Linked DNA regions of Homo sapiens: all the other regions are linked to region 1. Evidence: read pairs that join two places in POLR2A ChIA-PET (ENCODE). Cell type or tissue: endothelial cell of umbilical vein. All regions are shown on one strand.

Region 1 (5,000 bases):
CTTGCCCAGAGTCACTCACCCAGGAAGTGGCAGAAACAGGATGAAACGTAGATTTATTTGACTCTGAAGCTAAGGCTCCCACAGTTTGTTTGTCTCTGTCCTTGGGGCTGTGTCCTCTTCCAGTTCCGCAGCCGAGGGGCTGAGTGCAGGAGTTGTTGCCTCCTCCCCAGGCACCAGTGTCCAGATGGTTTGCAAACTGCTTGCCCCTCCGTCTCTCCTCTTCATCCTGGGGCCATGAGGAGCTGCCACAGGGCTTTTAAGAAGGGACTGACGGCTGGGCACGGTGGGTCACACCTGTAATCCCAGCATTTTGGGAGACCGAGGTGGGTGGATCACGATGTCAGGAGTTCGAGACCAGCCTGGCCAATATGGCGAAACCTCGTCTCTACTGAAAATACAAAAATTAGCTGGGTGTGGTGGCACGTGCCTGTAGTCCCAGCTACTCGGGAGGCTGAGGCAGAAGAATCGCTTGAACCCGGGAGGCGGAGGTTGCAGTGAGCCGAGATCATGCCACTGCACTCCAGCCTGGGCAAGACTCTGTCTCAAAAAAAAAAAAAAAAAAAGGAGAATGACATGGCACTAGTGACTTATTTCTCTGGGTTAAGCATGGCCCTCTCCAGCTCTCTTGCTTAAAAGACAAGGTGCTGATGCAGGGAAGTCTAACAACCCTACCCTCAGGCACAAGCATGTATCTTGTTGGGCTCCTCGAGTAGAGGAAGGATGAGGGACATGTCCCAGGGAAGGCCCCCAGGTCAGCCTCACTGGCTTCTCCAGGAGGTCAAGGGCTGGCAGAGGCCCTGCCCATCCCTCTGCCTTTACACTGACCTCCCCGCTCTGTCTTCTGCTGCTGTCACCCATGCCTTGGGCAGACCACACAGCCAGCCTGGCTACCCTGAGTCCATTCCCCTGACTTCACCTGAACAGCGGACAGCAGGAGTTGAACCTCTGAGCCTTGGATTCAGGACCGTCTGGGTTCAACTTCTGTCTCCCCCAGCTGTAGACAGGTGACCCTGGGGAGTTATTTATTCTCTCTAAACCTCAGTTTGTTTATCTGTAAAATGTGGGTAATGACACTTTACTATACAGACTTCTCGAGAGAATCAAATAAGACAAAAATATAATTGACAGAGCACCATGCTAGAGCAGAAAACTCTATAAACATCACTCTTATTTCTATTGTTGAAATTGTCCAGCAATGGTATCTGTGGAACATAAGGCTCAGAGAGGGGACATGAATTGCCCAGCACCATACAGCCAGTTGATGGCACAGCTGGAATCAGAATGTGAGTTTTTTTTCCCACTTAATAATAATAACAATAAAAATAACATTAATGGGGGCCATGTGCGGTGGCTCATGCCTGTAATCCCAGCACTTTGGGAGGCCAAGGTGGGTGGATCACCTGAGGTCAGGAGTTTGAGACCAGCCTGGCCAACATGGTGAAATCCCATCTCTACTAAAAATACAAAAATTAGCCCAGCATGATGGCGGGTGCCTGTAATCCCAGCTACTCGGGAGGCTGAGTCTGGAGAACTGCTTGAGTCTGAGAGGCAGAGGTTGCAGTGAGCCAAGATTGCGCCACTGCACTCCAGCCTGGGCGACAAAGCCAAACTCTGTCTCAAAAACAAAACAAAACAAATCATGCTGGGCGTGGTGGCTCACGCTTGTAATCCCAGCACTCTGGGAAACTGAGGTGGGTGGAGCATGAGGTCAGGAGATGGAGACCATCCTGGCTAACATGGTGAAACTCCATCTCTACTAAAAATACAAAAAATTAGCCGGGCATGGTGGCAGGCACCTGTAATTCCAGCTACTCGGGAGGCTGAGGCAGGAGAATAGCTTGAACCTGGAAGGCAGAGGTTGCAGTGAGCCAAGATTGTGCCACTGCACTCTAGCCTGGGTGACAAAGTGAGACTGTGTCTCAAAAAAAAAAAAAAAAAAAAAAAACACCACACACACACAAACAAAAACAAAACAACCGAAACAAAATAACATTAATGCCAGCTAACACTTACCAAGGGACATTCTACGTGTTTTAAGTGTGTTTTTTCATTTAATCCTTACGACTCTCTGAGATAGGTATTAGTCTTATTATAGCCATTTCATATATGAGAAAACTGAGGCACACTAAATAATTTTCCCAAAGCCACAGAGCCTCAGTGGTAAGCCCAGGATTTGAACCCAGGGAGTTCTGGCCCCAGAGTCCAGCAAGTGCTTGTTGCACATGCAACCAATTCACTAGTACATTTCCCCTGAAGACGCAAAGATGACTCTGGCAGTGTTCAGGCTCCAGACAGTGGTCTCAGACCAACCTAGCAGAGCTCATCAAAGCACACTGTGATGAGGAGGTGTCTTATCATCTCCTGCCTTCCTCATGAAAAAAAAAAAAAATGGAGTTCGCTGGGCCGTTCCAGGGCCCAGTGTCAGGCAGGACACTGGTTTCCTGAGCCTGGCATTGTGGCCCAGCACCCCAGGGCCATGCCTGGCTCTGCAGTTTCGTTTGGTGCCTACATGGAAGCTGGCCCAGGCCATGGCTCCTGTGAAAGCTGCAGGCCCGGGCATTCCCCGCAGGCAGCTGGAGAGCTGGCTGTCCAAGACAAAGGCAGCCTCTAAAGGTCAGAAGCTGCTCTGGGGCCTGGGATCTTTGCTTCCTGCTCCCAGCACAGCCTGTCCTCAGCCTGCAGGCTCCTCCTCCCAGTGCTCTCAGCCAGAAGGAAGGAGCAGGCAGATGGCACAGCCCCAGCCCTGCCTACAGCCCCCAGACGCGGAGCCCGACCCTGCCCTCCTTCTGCCAGGGGAAGGAAGTCCACTTCTTAAGCCTGGCATCCAGGGATGCTGAGGGGCTGAGATTAGAGAATTTCGGGGGGGTGATGGAACTGCTCCGTGTCTTGATTGTGGCAGTGTTTGCGTGACTTTGTTTTTCAAAACTTGTAAAACTGTGCACTGAAAAGAGGCAAATCACACCTCAAAAAAACCTAAAAGTCATATTTATAAATATAAATAAGCATAAGACTTGAAAAAAAGGAGATGGGGAAACTCTCCAGGACGTTGTTCTGGGCGGATTTCTTGAAAAATACCTCACAAGCACAGGCAACCAAAGCAAAAATGGACAAATGGGATCCCATCAAGTTAAAAAGCTTCTGCACAGCAAAGGAAACAATCAGCAAGGCGAAGAGACAGCCCACAGAAGGGGAGAAAATATTTGCAAACTATACATCTGACAAGGGATTAATAATCGAATAGATAAGGAACTCAAACAACCCTATAGGAAAAATCCTAATAACCCAGTTTTAAAATGGGCAAAAGGCTGGGCACAGTGGCTCACGCCTGTAATCCTAGCACTTTGGGAGGCCAAGGCGGGCAGAACACAAGGGCAGGAGATAGAGGCCACCCTGGCCAACACGGTGAAACCCTGTCTCTCCTAAAAATACAAAAATTAGCTGGGCATGGTGGCGCACGCCTGTAATCCCAGCTACTTGGGAGGCTGAGGCAGGAGAGTCGCTTGAACCAGGGAGTTGGAGGTTGCAGTGAGCCGAGATCGTGCCACTGCACTCCAGCCTGGCGACAGAGGGAGACTCCGTCTCAAAAAAAAAAAAAAAAAAAAAGAATGAAATCCTGTCATTTGCAACAACATGGATGAAACTGGAGGTCATTATGTTAAGTGAAGCAAGCCGGGCACAGAAAGACGAACTTCACATGTTCTCACTTATTTGTGGGAGCTAAAAATTAAAACAATTGAACCATGGAGATAGAGAGTAGAATGATGGTTATACGCTGGGAAGGGTAGTTGGGGGGCAGGGGAAAGTAGGGATGGTTAATGGGTCCAAAAATATAGTAGAAAGAATGAATAAGGCCAGGCATGGTGGCTCACACCTATAATAGCAACACTTTGGGAGGCTGAGGCAGGAGGAATTTGTGAACCCAGGAGTTCAACACCAGCCTGGGAAACATAGTAAGACCCTGTCTCTGTAAAAAATAAACAAAATTAGCCGGACATGGTGGTGCACACCTATAGTCCCAGCTACTTGGGAGGCTGAAGTGGGAGGATTGCTTGGGCCCAGGAGGTCAAGGCTGCAGTGAGCCATGATCACAGCACTGTACTCCAGCCTACGTGACAGAACAAGACCCTGTCTCAGAAAAAAAGGAATGAATAAGATCTAGTATTTGATAGCACAGCAGGGTAATTATAGCCAATAATAATTTAATTGTACATTTCAAAATAACTAACAGTATAATTGGGTTGTTTGTAACACAAAGGATAAATGCTTGAGGTAATGGATATCTCATCTACCCAGTAAATATATACACCTACTATGTACCCATAAAAATTTTTTAATTTTTTTCAATAAATAATTTAAAAAGAAAGAGCGGCCAGATGGATGGCTCATGCCTGTAATCCCAGCACTTTGGGAAGCCGAGGCAGGAGGATCACTTGAGCCCAGAAGTTTGAGACCAGCCTGGGAAACATAGCAAGAACTTGTCCCTATAAAAATAAATATATTTTTAAATTAGCCAGGCATGACTTTGGGAGGCTGAGATGGATGGATCACTTGAGGTTGGGAGTTTGAGACCAGCCTGGCCAACACAGTGAAACCTCATCTCTACAAAAAATACAAAAATTAACCTGGCATGGTGGTGTGCGCCTGTAATCCTCAGCTACTTGGGAGGCTGAGGCAGAAGAATCACTTGAACCCGGGAGGTGGAGGTTGCAGTGAGCTGAGATCGCGCCACTGCACTCCAGCCTGGACATCAGAGCGAGACTCCATCTCAAAAACAAACAAACAAAAAAACTAGCCAGATGTGGTGGCACATGTCTGTAGGCCCAGCTACTGGAATCTGTAGTCCTAGGATCACTTGAGCCCAGGAGTTCAAGGTCGCAGTGAGCTACGATGGTCCCACTGCACTCTACCCTGGGCAACAGAGCAAGACCTTGTCTCAAATAAATAAATAAAAATAAAAGGAGAAAGACCTAACACACTGAGGAGGCCGAGAGGAGCCCTGG
Region 2 (5,000 bases), 150 kb before region 1:
ATGGCCCAAACACTGGCTTATCCTTTCTGAATCTCATCTCCCACAGCTGTAAAGCGGGGTGGTGCTCGCTACCTCACAGAGGTGTTGTAAAGATTAGATGTAATCTTGCCAAGCAGCCACTTTGTAAACTGTATAGTCTTATGCAGATGGAAGGAAGGGCCTGTGCCTACCTTGATCATAGCACTAAACAAACTGTACTGTATTTTCATTCCTCTTAGTTATCTCCCTAAAAAGACTCTGAGTTCCTTGAACACAGGAAGGTGTTTTATTTGATTTTGTTATCCTCAGCATGTAGCAGTGTCTGACACACAGTAGGTGCTCTATCACTGTGAGAGGGATGGATGGATGGGTGGAGTTACAGATGGATAGAAGGATAGATGGAGGGATGGGTGGATGATGGATGGATAGATGGATGGAGGGGGGATGATGAATGGAGGGATAATGAGTGGATGAATGAGGGAATGGGTGGATGGATGGATGGAGGGATGGAGGAACAGATAGATAGATGGAGGGATGGGTGGGTGATGGATGGATAGATGGATGGAGGGAGGGATGATGAATGGAGGGATAATGAATGGATGAATGAGGGGATGGGTGGATGGATGAATGGAGGGATGATGGGTGGATGAATGAATTGAGGGATGGATGGATGAACACATGGATGGATGGATAGATGGATAGATGGAGGAACTGGTGGATTTTGGATGGATGGGTGGATGGATAGATGAATGAATGCCTGGATAGACAAAGAGATGATGGATAGATGAATAGATGAATTAAGGGATGTCGGATAGATGGAGGGATTGATAGATGTTGGATGGATGGGTGGTGGATGGATAGATGAGTGAATGCATGGATAGACAAAGAGATGATGGATGGATGAATTAAGGGATGACAGATGGATGGATGGATGAGTAACTGGATGGACAAGTGGATAAATGGATAGATGGTTGAATACCTGAATGGATTGAAGGAGGATGCATGGATGTAAGATAAGGCTAATCATCCTCCACTCTCTTTCTTTGCAAAACCATCCACCCATTTACTCAATAAACATTTATTCAGTTCAAACTTGGCACAAAGCACCATGTGAGGCCCAAGAGATACGTGGGTTAATAAAACAGAGCTCCTGCCCTCCTGAAAACTGCAAAGAAAGGGGCGTGGCTTCCTGAGTTCAAATCCCAACTCTGCCAGCGACTAGTTGTACATCAGTGATGTTTCCCTACTTTCTCTCAATTAAATAGGGATAATGTCAGTACCTATCACATTGGGAGGTCTTGCGGGGATTAAATGAGTTACCAAATGCCAAGTGTTTGGGACAGGGCCTGGCACCCAGCAAAGTCTCTTGTGAGTGCTGGCTGCTATTATCCTAATGGAGAAGATGGCATGAAAACCAGGAAATAGGATGCCCTTTGGGAAGCAATGCAACAGGAACTTACACAAAGAAAGGAAAGGAGGAAGCAATTAGTGGTGTCTCAAAGGAGTATGTCAAGAAAAACTTTTCAGAGGGAAACCTTTGAGCAGGGTCATGAAAACAGGAGTTCTCTAAGAGATTGTGGACTTGCCTGGGACCACCTGGCTATAAGCACAAAACCATCCGGTTCCTTTCTGTCACTTCTGGCTGGGTGAGGGGTCTCTGGCAAAGGGGCAGAAGGTGCGTGAGAGGTTGCGAATGGCCAGGACTGTCCTGGGGCCAGCCGGGGCACCTGGTGGCCAAGCTTAGAAACATGACAGGTCCTCTTGGGAGGGCTGACCGCAGGGAGCGTTGGGTTTCAGGCTGCTGGCGTCGGCTTCTGTGGTGCCCTTTCTGTCGGCTATGAGAGTCCAGACAGTGCCCAACCTCCTCCCCTTCTTTCCACACGCACAACCACCCCACCCCCTGTGGCCTGAGCTGTCCTGCCTCGCCACAATGGCACCTGCCCTAAAATAGCTTCCCATGTGAGGGCTAGAGAAAGGAAAAGATTAGACCCTCCCTGGATGAGAGAGAGAAAGTGAAGGAGGGCAGGGGAGGGGGACAGCGAGCCATTGAGCGATCTTTGTCAAGCATCCCAGAAGGTATAAAAACGCCCTTGGGACCAGGCAGCCTCAAACCCCAGCTGTTGGGGCCAGGACACCCAGTGAGCCCATACTTGCTCTTTTTGTCTTCTTCAGACTGCGCCATGGGGCTCAGCGACGGGGAATGGCAGTTGGTGCTGAACGTCTGGGGGAAGGTGGAGGCTGACATCCCAGGCCATGGGCAGGAAGTCCTCATCAGGTAAAAGGAAGAGATTCCATTGCCCCTGCCACCCACACCCTAAGATCAAGGGTGTTCAGCTGCAAGGTGGAAAGTTTGCACGTGGGGTAGGTCAGTTGGCTGCATTAGTTAAGGGTGTTAGAACGGTCACTTGCTTTTTCTTTGCTTTTAAGTGTCAGGGATTGGACTCAGGAGAGGGAAAGGAGCCATTTCAGGCTGATGTCAGCAGCTGGAGGAAGCATGAGAATCAAACCTAGGATGCTCAGAGTCCACCAGGAAGAATTTTAGAATTATAGACAGTCAGAGTTAACAAGGGTCCTGAGAGATTTTGTACAGCCACCTCTCTTACAGGATGAGGACAAAAAGGGACTGAGAAGGGGAGGACATTTCCAGAGTCACAGCTCATTAAATGCTCTTAAAGTGTCAAGGTTAAGACATGCTCTTCAAGGGGAGACAGATCTGGTTCTAGACTTGGCTCTGCCACTGAGCCACTGGGTGACCTTTGGGAAAGTACTCAACCTCTCGGAGCCTCAATTTCCTCTCCTGTACAGTGAGGGGATATCCTAATATCTATATCCTAGAGGAGATGTGAGAATTAAATAAAATAATGCATGCAAGAGGCCTGGCATGGTTCCTGGCATATACTGAGTCCTAGAAATGTTAGTAGCTATTACTGATGAAGCCCAGGCTAGGGACCTTTCAAAGCATTGCAATTAGAGAACAGAAGATAGAGGCTCATTAGTGACCTTCGATGTTGAGTATGTCTCTAGTTTGAGAGGTCTGAATGATGTGGTCTGCAAGTATATCCTGCCTTCTACCACAAGGGATTCCAGAATACACCAAAGAAAACAAAATTCTGAGGTTTGTAAATAGAGGGTGGCTGTGGTTTGTACATAGAAGCTCATCTCCTCGTTGCCTTCTATCCCAAAGGTGATACACTCTTCTCTTGGCCCCTTCCCTCACCATTCTGAGCTGGTTCCCTCAGAAGTCTAATAGGTTAAGAATCAACGTTTCTGCCAACGGGAGGAAGGAAGTGGGCGCCGGGGTTGCCACAAGTGAATGGATTGTCTTTGGCACTTTAATTTGCAGATTAATTTCTCCTTATTTGTGAGCCAGAGCCAATTTTCCTCTTCCACTCCGTCGTCCTTTGGGTCTCCCTTGGGCTTTACCCATTTCCAGCTTCCGTCTACCTCGGGAGCATGGCTGGTCCTGGAAGCTCCGTTATCTAAAATTTGAGCCGTTGGTGATCCGTGCTAGAAACACTTGAGGAAGAAGAGTTGAGTTTTCTGTTGACTGTAATGGCATCGTAGTGTGTTTATGTCTTTCTTCTCCTGTCCCTGTCATCTGGCTGCAACAGGCCCTGTTGGATTGCACAAAGTGCTCCCCCGACCAACACACACACACAAATTGACATCAACTCCTGGGCCACAGATATGCCATGTGACCTTGGACAAGTCTCTCCACCTCTGGGCCTTATTTCTCTGCTGGTTGAGCGAAGGGATTGTCTTCCATGGTCTCCGAGATCCCGTCCCACGCTCATGCCCTAGAATTCTCTGAGTCCTTGATGCACTTTTGCCTTTGGCGAGGAGGCAGGACAGTCAGGCGTGGAGGTAGGAGACCAGAGTTTGCAGAGCAGAGGTCTTTCCAAGGTGATTTGGGAGCTGCCAGACCTAAGGCAGTGACTTGTACGTCTTGAAAGAGACTCAGGGTGTTGCATCATCAGGGAGGATCACGGAGGTTTGCCGGGGGCCGGGAGCCAGGGATAAGACATAATGCCTAGGGTTGCTGGTCCCTGAAAGGTCCCAGAGGCCTGGTGCCCTGTCACGTCTTAGGTTGTGGGACATGCAGAGACTGTGCCAGCTGGTTCTGCCCTCTCAGTATTTGGGGTACAGGGAGGATGGCCTCCCTGGGGGCAGGGTGGAGGAGGCTCATGCCCAGGACTGCAAATGCCACCCGTGAGAGTTGGCATCTTGACTTTGTTCTAGATACTGACTCTGGATTTTCTAACTGACCTTGAAAGGTTATGTCTCCAATCTTCTGATTGTAAAAGAGGGCAAATTCCATGAAGCCCAGTCTGTAAAACACTGAGGCCTTCACTGCACGTACACAAACATAAAATTCTAGAACACAGAAGCTGGAAGGTCACTTGGAGATTCTGGCTCCAGGAGTGGGGCTTCGGAAGGGAGGGGGCTGCTGAGTGGGCTCCACACCCCTGTTTTTCCTTTCTTTACTCAAACCTTTTTTGTTTTATTTACTTTGGCTGTTTTGGGGAGCGGGGGGAACAAAGGATTTCAAGGTCATAAAATGTTTGAAAATCACCAGTGGTGGTCACTACTTCTCATTACAGGGAGGAACTGGGCCTGAGAGTCTCCACCGGTTAATGGCAGCCACAGGCAGGACCAAAAATTCCTGGGTGATGGTGATGATAATGATAATGATAATGATAATGGTAGAGATGATGAGGAGGAGAAAGACAGCAACCATTTATTCAGCACATACTGATTGCTGGGCTCTGTTTAAGTGTTTCACTCACTGAAGCCTGACAACAATCTTATGAGGTAGATATGATTATGATCACCACATTTAACAGAGAGGTTAAGTAACTTACGCCAAGTCACACAGCAAGTAAGAAAGGAGCTGGAATTCAAATTCAGGCAGCTTGGATCCAGAATCCTTGCTCCTTTTTTTTTTTTTTGAGATGGAGTCTTGCTGGGATTACAGGTGCATGCCACCATGCCTGGCTAATTTTTGTATTTTTAGTAGAGAC
Region 3 (5,000 bases), 440 kb before region 1:
TGTGATTTTTTTTCTTTTGTTTTTTGAAGCCTGGGTAAGTCATTAGATTATACATTTCTTAGGGATAGAGAACTCACTTTTATAAAATGTATGATTATTGTATTTTGAATAAATAACATTTACATAAGTTAATATTTTAAAAGTAGAAAATGGTCATATCGTGAAAAGTTGCTCTCCCATTCCTGTCTTGAGTTCCCAGTGTCTTTCCCCTACAGGCACTGGGTGTTTTTTACTTCTTGTGTATAATTCCTCCTTTGATCTTTTCCTCCCATTTAAAAAACCACTGGTTTTAAAACCATTGCTAAACCTTTCTTTTTTCCACTTAATGACATATGCGGTATGCATGGCTTAATGATAAGGATACTTTTTGAGAAATGTGTCATTAGGTGACTTCATTGTGAAAACATCATAGAATGTACTTACACAAACCTAGATATATACCTGACTATATATTATATATGGTACAGCCTAATGCCTTTAGGCTGCAAACCAGTACAGCATGTTACTCTACTGATTACTGTAGGCAATTGTAACACAATGGCAAATATTTTCATATTTAAACATATCTAAGCATGGACAAGGCACAGTAAAAACATGGCATTATCATCTTACGGGACCACCATGACATATGTGTTCCATCATTGACTGAAACATTGCTATGCAGTGCATGACTCTATTAGAGTATTTCATAATGGTATTTTAAGAGCTTCCTCATCCCCCTCCCCCAAGGCTATACTGTTCAGTGTTTCACTGTATGGATAAGCCATAATTCATTAAACAGGAGAGTCATGTCTTACTTACATATCTATACCTGCTCTGTAAACGCATTCATTCATATTCAAGGGACTGAACTCTTGAATTTGTGCAGAATATTTCTCTTCTTCATGGCTGAGTATCCTAACCAGCTGAGAGGATTTTCCCTTCTTTAAAGACCAAGGTATTTAAGATTCAGTCATTTCAGAAATAAATCCTTCTAAATTGTGTTGTATAACTATAAAATTTATTTCTTCTTAACAGTAAAATAGTGGGCATTTTTAAATGGTTTTAACACAGGTATCAGCATCAGTATTGTTTAGGAATATAAAAGAGTAATATTTCAGGAGCTTTTGCTGGTTTTGCCTTACTAAGTGGCACCATTTTGACATATATCATCTATCTATTTTACCTGCTTTTTAGATTTTTTTTCTCTTCATCTTTCTTGTTTCCTATGTTGGCTGCCTCTAACATAATATTCCTTTTTCCTCTGGTACTTATTCCCCACTGCTTCCCAGTTCCTTTTCTTAATTTGCTTTGTAAATTTTTGGTGGACAATTAGCCAGATAACCAGGACAGAAATATTCCTAAAATAAAAATAAATAGATTCAGAGAGAAGGTCTGATGGAGTTTTCCTGCCGATGAAAATTTTGGAATGAATGTTTTGGAATTCTGGATACCTAGAGGGCCTTTTTGCTTCCTGGTTATTACCGTGTTCTAGGACAGCTCTGTCTAATAGACCTTTCTGTGATGATAGAAATGTTTTATGTCTGCCCTATCCATTATGATAGCCACTATCCTCACGTGGCTCTTGAGCACTTGACATGTGGCTAGTATTAAGTAACTGAAATTTTAATTTTAATTAAGTTAAATTCACATAACCACATATGACAGCTGGCTGCGTGTTAGACGACGTAGTTCTAGACTCTAGTTAACTAACTTATATACAGCAAGCTTGATTAGAGGAGAGCTTGAACTGGGATGCTATTATTGTGCTGAGAAGAATAAATTTATAGTTTTGGAAGGGAGACAATTTGGAATGTAGATTATCAGATTAGCTTAAAGTAAATGATTAAATTGGAACTGCCTTTTCATATTGACGTTATGATTATTTCACAGTGTAGCATTTTAAAGCCATTGTTACCAGCATTTATTTGTGGTTTGTATCTGTGGCAAAGCTGTGAGTCCTTTTGGTAACTAGGGTGAAATTAGTAGCACTCTAACTTTATTTATAGGACTTGGTTAGACAGTTGCCTGAGTGCCAGAAACTCCTGCAAATAACTTTGACCTTCCCTAACAAAAAGTCAAAGGATAAAGCGTTTCATAGTAGAAGATTTCAGTTGTATCTGACATACACAAAACATTACTTTCTAATGGAGAAATCTGTAACCAAAAAAAGCATAAATAATTAAAGATTTTGGTAACTGCTAGGAAGAACATAAACAGGGCACAGTAACAGAGAGTACGGGCTTGTGGGGAAAGACCTCCAACTAGATAGAGGAGTCTGGAGAGTTTTATTTGAGGAAGTGATATTTAAGCTGAGTTCTAAAAGATAAGAAGGAGCCTGGCTTGCAAAGAATGAAGGTGGAACGAGGAGGGATTTCAGAAAGAGGGAATTAAGGGGTATGGGGGAGAGGAATTGACACAAAATCAGTGTCTTTAGAATAGTGATTGAGAGGAGATATGGTATGAAGTGAGGTTGGAGAAGTGGGCACATAGCAGGTCATATAGGACCTTAAAGACCATCATAAGGAGTTTGGAAAGAAAAATGTAATGTGATGCCGTGGAAGTAGGAGAGTGATAAGATCTGGTGTTTGTTTTACAGAGTTTCTCTGGCTGCTGTGTGATGGTGTTTTGGAAGGGAGCAACAATGGAAATGGGGAAACTAGTGTGATATTCAGGAAAGAGATGATGGTGGCTTGGGTTAAGGTGGTTTAAGGCAGTGGAGGTCAAGTGAAGTCACACACACAGAAGTTGCTGTAGGTTGGATGTGAGGGATGAGGGGTGAAGGAAGGGTTTCTGGCTTTCATAATTGTCAGGTAGTACCAGGGGACTTCAAGGGTGGTGATGGTGGAGAATTAAGGACCCAATTTTGGGCATGTTGAGTTTGACATGCTTGTGTGACAGCTAAGTAGTCATATTGGAGCATGGGGAGAGGTCTCTGCTAGGGGTGTAACTTGGTAGTTATTAACATGTTGATGGTATTTGAAGTGATGGGAATGGATGAGACAACTTAGAGAAGATGACTCAGGATTGAACCCCAAGGAACACTTGCCTTTTAGAGGTCTGTCGAGGGAGAAGCCATAAAAAGATACTGAAACAGTAACCAGTGATGCATGAAAAAACAAAAAAAATGGCATTGTAGTATCTCAGAAGCCAGAAGAAGAGAATGTTTTAAGAAGATTGTCAGCTTTGTTGAATCCTGCTAAGAGGTCAGATAAATGTGGAAGTAGTAGACCTTGATAAGTTGATTTAATGGAGTGGAGGGCTTGGAAACTTTGTTTTGAGTAGATTGAAGAAAATGAGAAGTGAAGAAATTGAGACAGATATAGACAACAACTTTTTCAAGATAATTTACCCTGAAGTGGTGAGCAGGGAAATAGCAGGTAGCTGGAGGGAGATGAGGGGTCAAAGGAGAACTTTAAAAAAATTAGGGTTCATTTAATCATTTACTTATTATAGAACATTAGATTTAGTGGTAAGAAGATACTGTCTGAATGCTTCTCATTTAAAATGACATAGAAAATTAGCTAAGAGGTTGTGTGTAGTGGCTCATGGCTGTAATCCCTGCATTTTGGGAGGCTGGGGCAGGAAGATTGCTTGAACCCAGGAATTCAAGACTAGTCTGGGCAACATAGTGAGACCCGCCCCTTCTCTAAATTTTTTTTTTTTTTTTTTAATTAGCTGGGCGTGGTGGCATGTGCATGTAGTTCCAGCCACTTGGGAGGCTGAGGTGGGAGAATAGTTTGAGCCCGGGAGGTCAAGGCTGCAGTGAGCCATGATCGCACCACTGCACTCCAGCCTGGGCGACAGAGTGAGATCCTGTCTCAAAACAAACAGACAAAAAGTAAAATAAGAAAATTAGCTGAGAGTAGGTAGTGAAGAGTGAATGAGGGAGGTTTGAGGAGAAGCAAGAAATAGTCATTTTGGGGAGTAGGAAAGCTTTCAAGGGCAGCTTTGGTGGATTGCTTGGCATCGTTGAGTGTCCATTTGAGGTTTGTGATCATGAATATATAGTGAAGTCAGTCAGCTTGGTTATGTGATTTTTCTTCAGCAACATTCAGCTGATTGGGCATAGGCACTAGAAAAGGCAGACAATTGGATTTAACCAGGATTGGAGTTGTGTCAGGTGGCAGTGATGGAGAGGACAAATGATTGAGGGTATTTGCAAGGGAGAGATTGTAATTATGGAACACGGCATCAAAATTGGACAAAGAGGGTGCAGAACCGGAGTGGGTAGATAATGGAAAAGTGGTTGGGATGGGAGGACTTCATGACGTCAAAAATTGTAGGGAGGGGATACCAGAGAAAGCTAGTTAGAAGTAAGGGAAGTTCTTTGAGAGTATAATTGAAACGTAATAAGGAAAGATGGGTCTTTTAAGATGATGCAGCTTTTCTTCTCTTTTTTTTTTGAGACAGAGTCTCACTCTGTCGCCCAGGCTGGAGTGCAGTGGTGCATTCTCAGCTGACTGCAACCTCTGCCTCTAGGGTTCAAGCGATTCTCCTGCCTCAGCCTCCTGAGTAGCTGAGACTACAGATGCACCACCACACCTGGCTAATTTTTGTATTTTCAGCAGAGATGGGGTTTCACCATGTTGGCCAGGCTGGTCTTGAACTCCTGAACTCAAGTGATCCGCCTGCCTCAGCCTCCCAAATTGCTGGGATTATAGGTGTGAGTCACCGCGCCCAGCCAAGATAATGCAGTCTTCTGTTTTAGGGGTGGTAGCTCTGGGTTTCCTAATAACTGGGAGTAAGAGCTCTAACAAATCACTTAATTGCCTTTCCCAAGAGGCTAGCTTTGAGATGGACCGCTTTCTCCATGTATATATACATCTAGAGCTTAGTTTAGACATCATAGAAGGTAACCACCATTCACAGAAGTTTCTGGGTCTATTCTCTGAATGACATCAGTAGTAGCAGTGTTTTGGCCAGTGCACAAGTACAGTATGTGTACACCAACTCCCAAACCCTATCTCTGTCGTTTGTTGTTGTTTTTTACTTTTTTCTTGAGATGAGAGTTTTACTAT

The links. Peaks named below come from ENCODE experiments on the same cell type or tissue, not always from the same donor. Only the 100,000 strongest peaks of a DNase experiment are listed, where the experiment ranks them.
Region 2: POLR2A ChIA-PET joins it to region 1 with 5 read pairs; 4 of 35 experiments call an interaction of 5 or more read pairs at or near these places.
Region 3: POLR2A ChIA-PET joins it to region 1 with 6 read pairs; 1 of 35 experiments calls an interaction of 5 or more read pairs at or near these places.

The regions. Positions count from the first base shown.
Region 1 is chr22:35,465,571-35,470,570 of GRCh38, reverse strand. No RefSeq gene overlaps it. Among named protein-coding and RNA genes, the nearest start is that of MCM5, 68 kb to the right of the region's middle. In endothelial cell of umbilical vein, no CTCF peak of the experiment used is centred here; a DNase peak (open chromatin) is centred at 2,640; H3K27ac peaks cover 1,191 bases.
Region 2 is chr22:35,614,417-35,619,416 of GRCh38, reverse strand. MB (myoglobin) reads left to right here and starts at 2,088. Exons shown (of 3, transcript NM_005368.3): 1 at 2,088-2,254. The coding sequence starts at 2,160. In endothelial cell of umbilical vein, no CTCF peak of the experiment used is centred here; no DNase peak of the experiment used is centred here; H3K27me3 peaks cover 827 bases.
Region 3 is chr22:35,901,465-35,906,464 of GRCh38, reverse strand. The region is part of intron 2 of RBFOX2 (RNA binding fox-1 homolog 2); the gene reads left to right. Among named protein-coding and RNA genes, the nearest start is that of RBFOX2, 120 kb to the left of the region's middle. In endothelial cell of umbilical vein, no CTCF peak of the experiment used is centred here; a DNase peak (open chromatin) is centred at 2,594.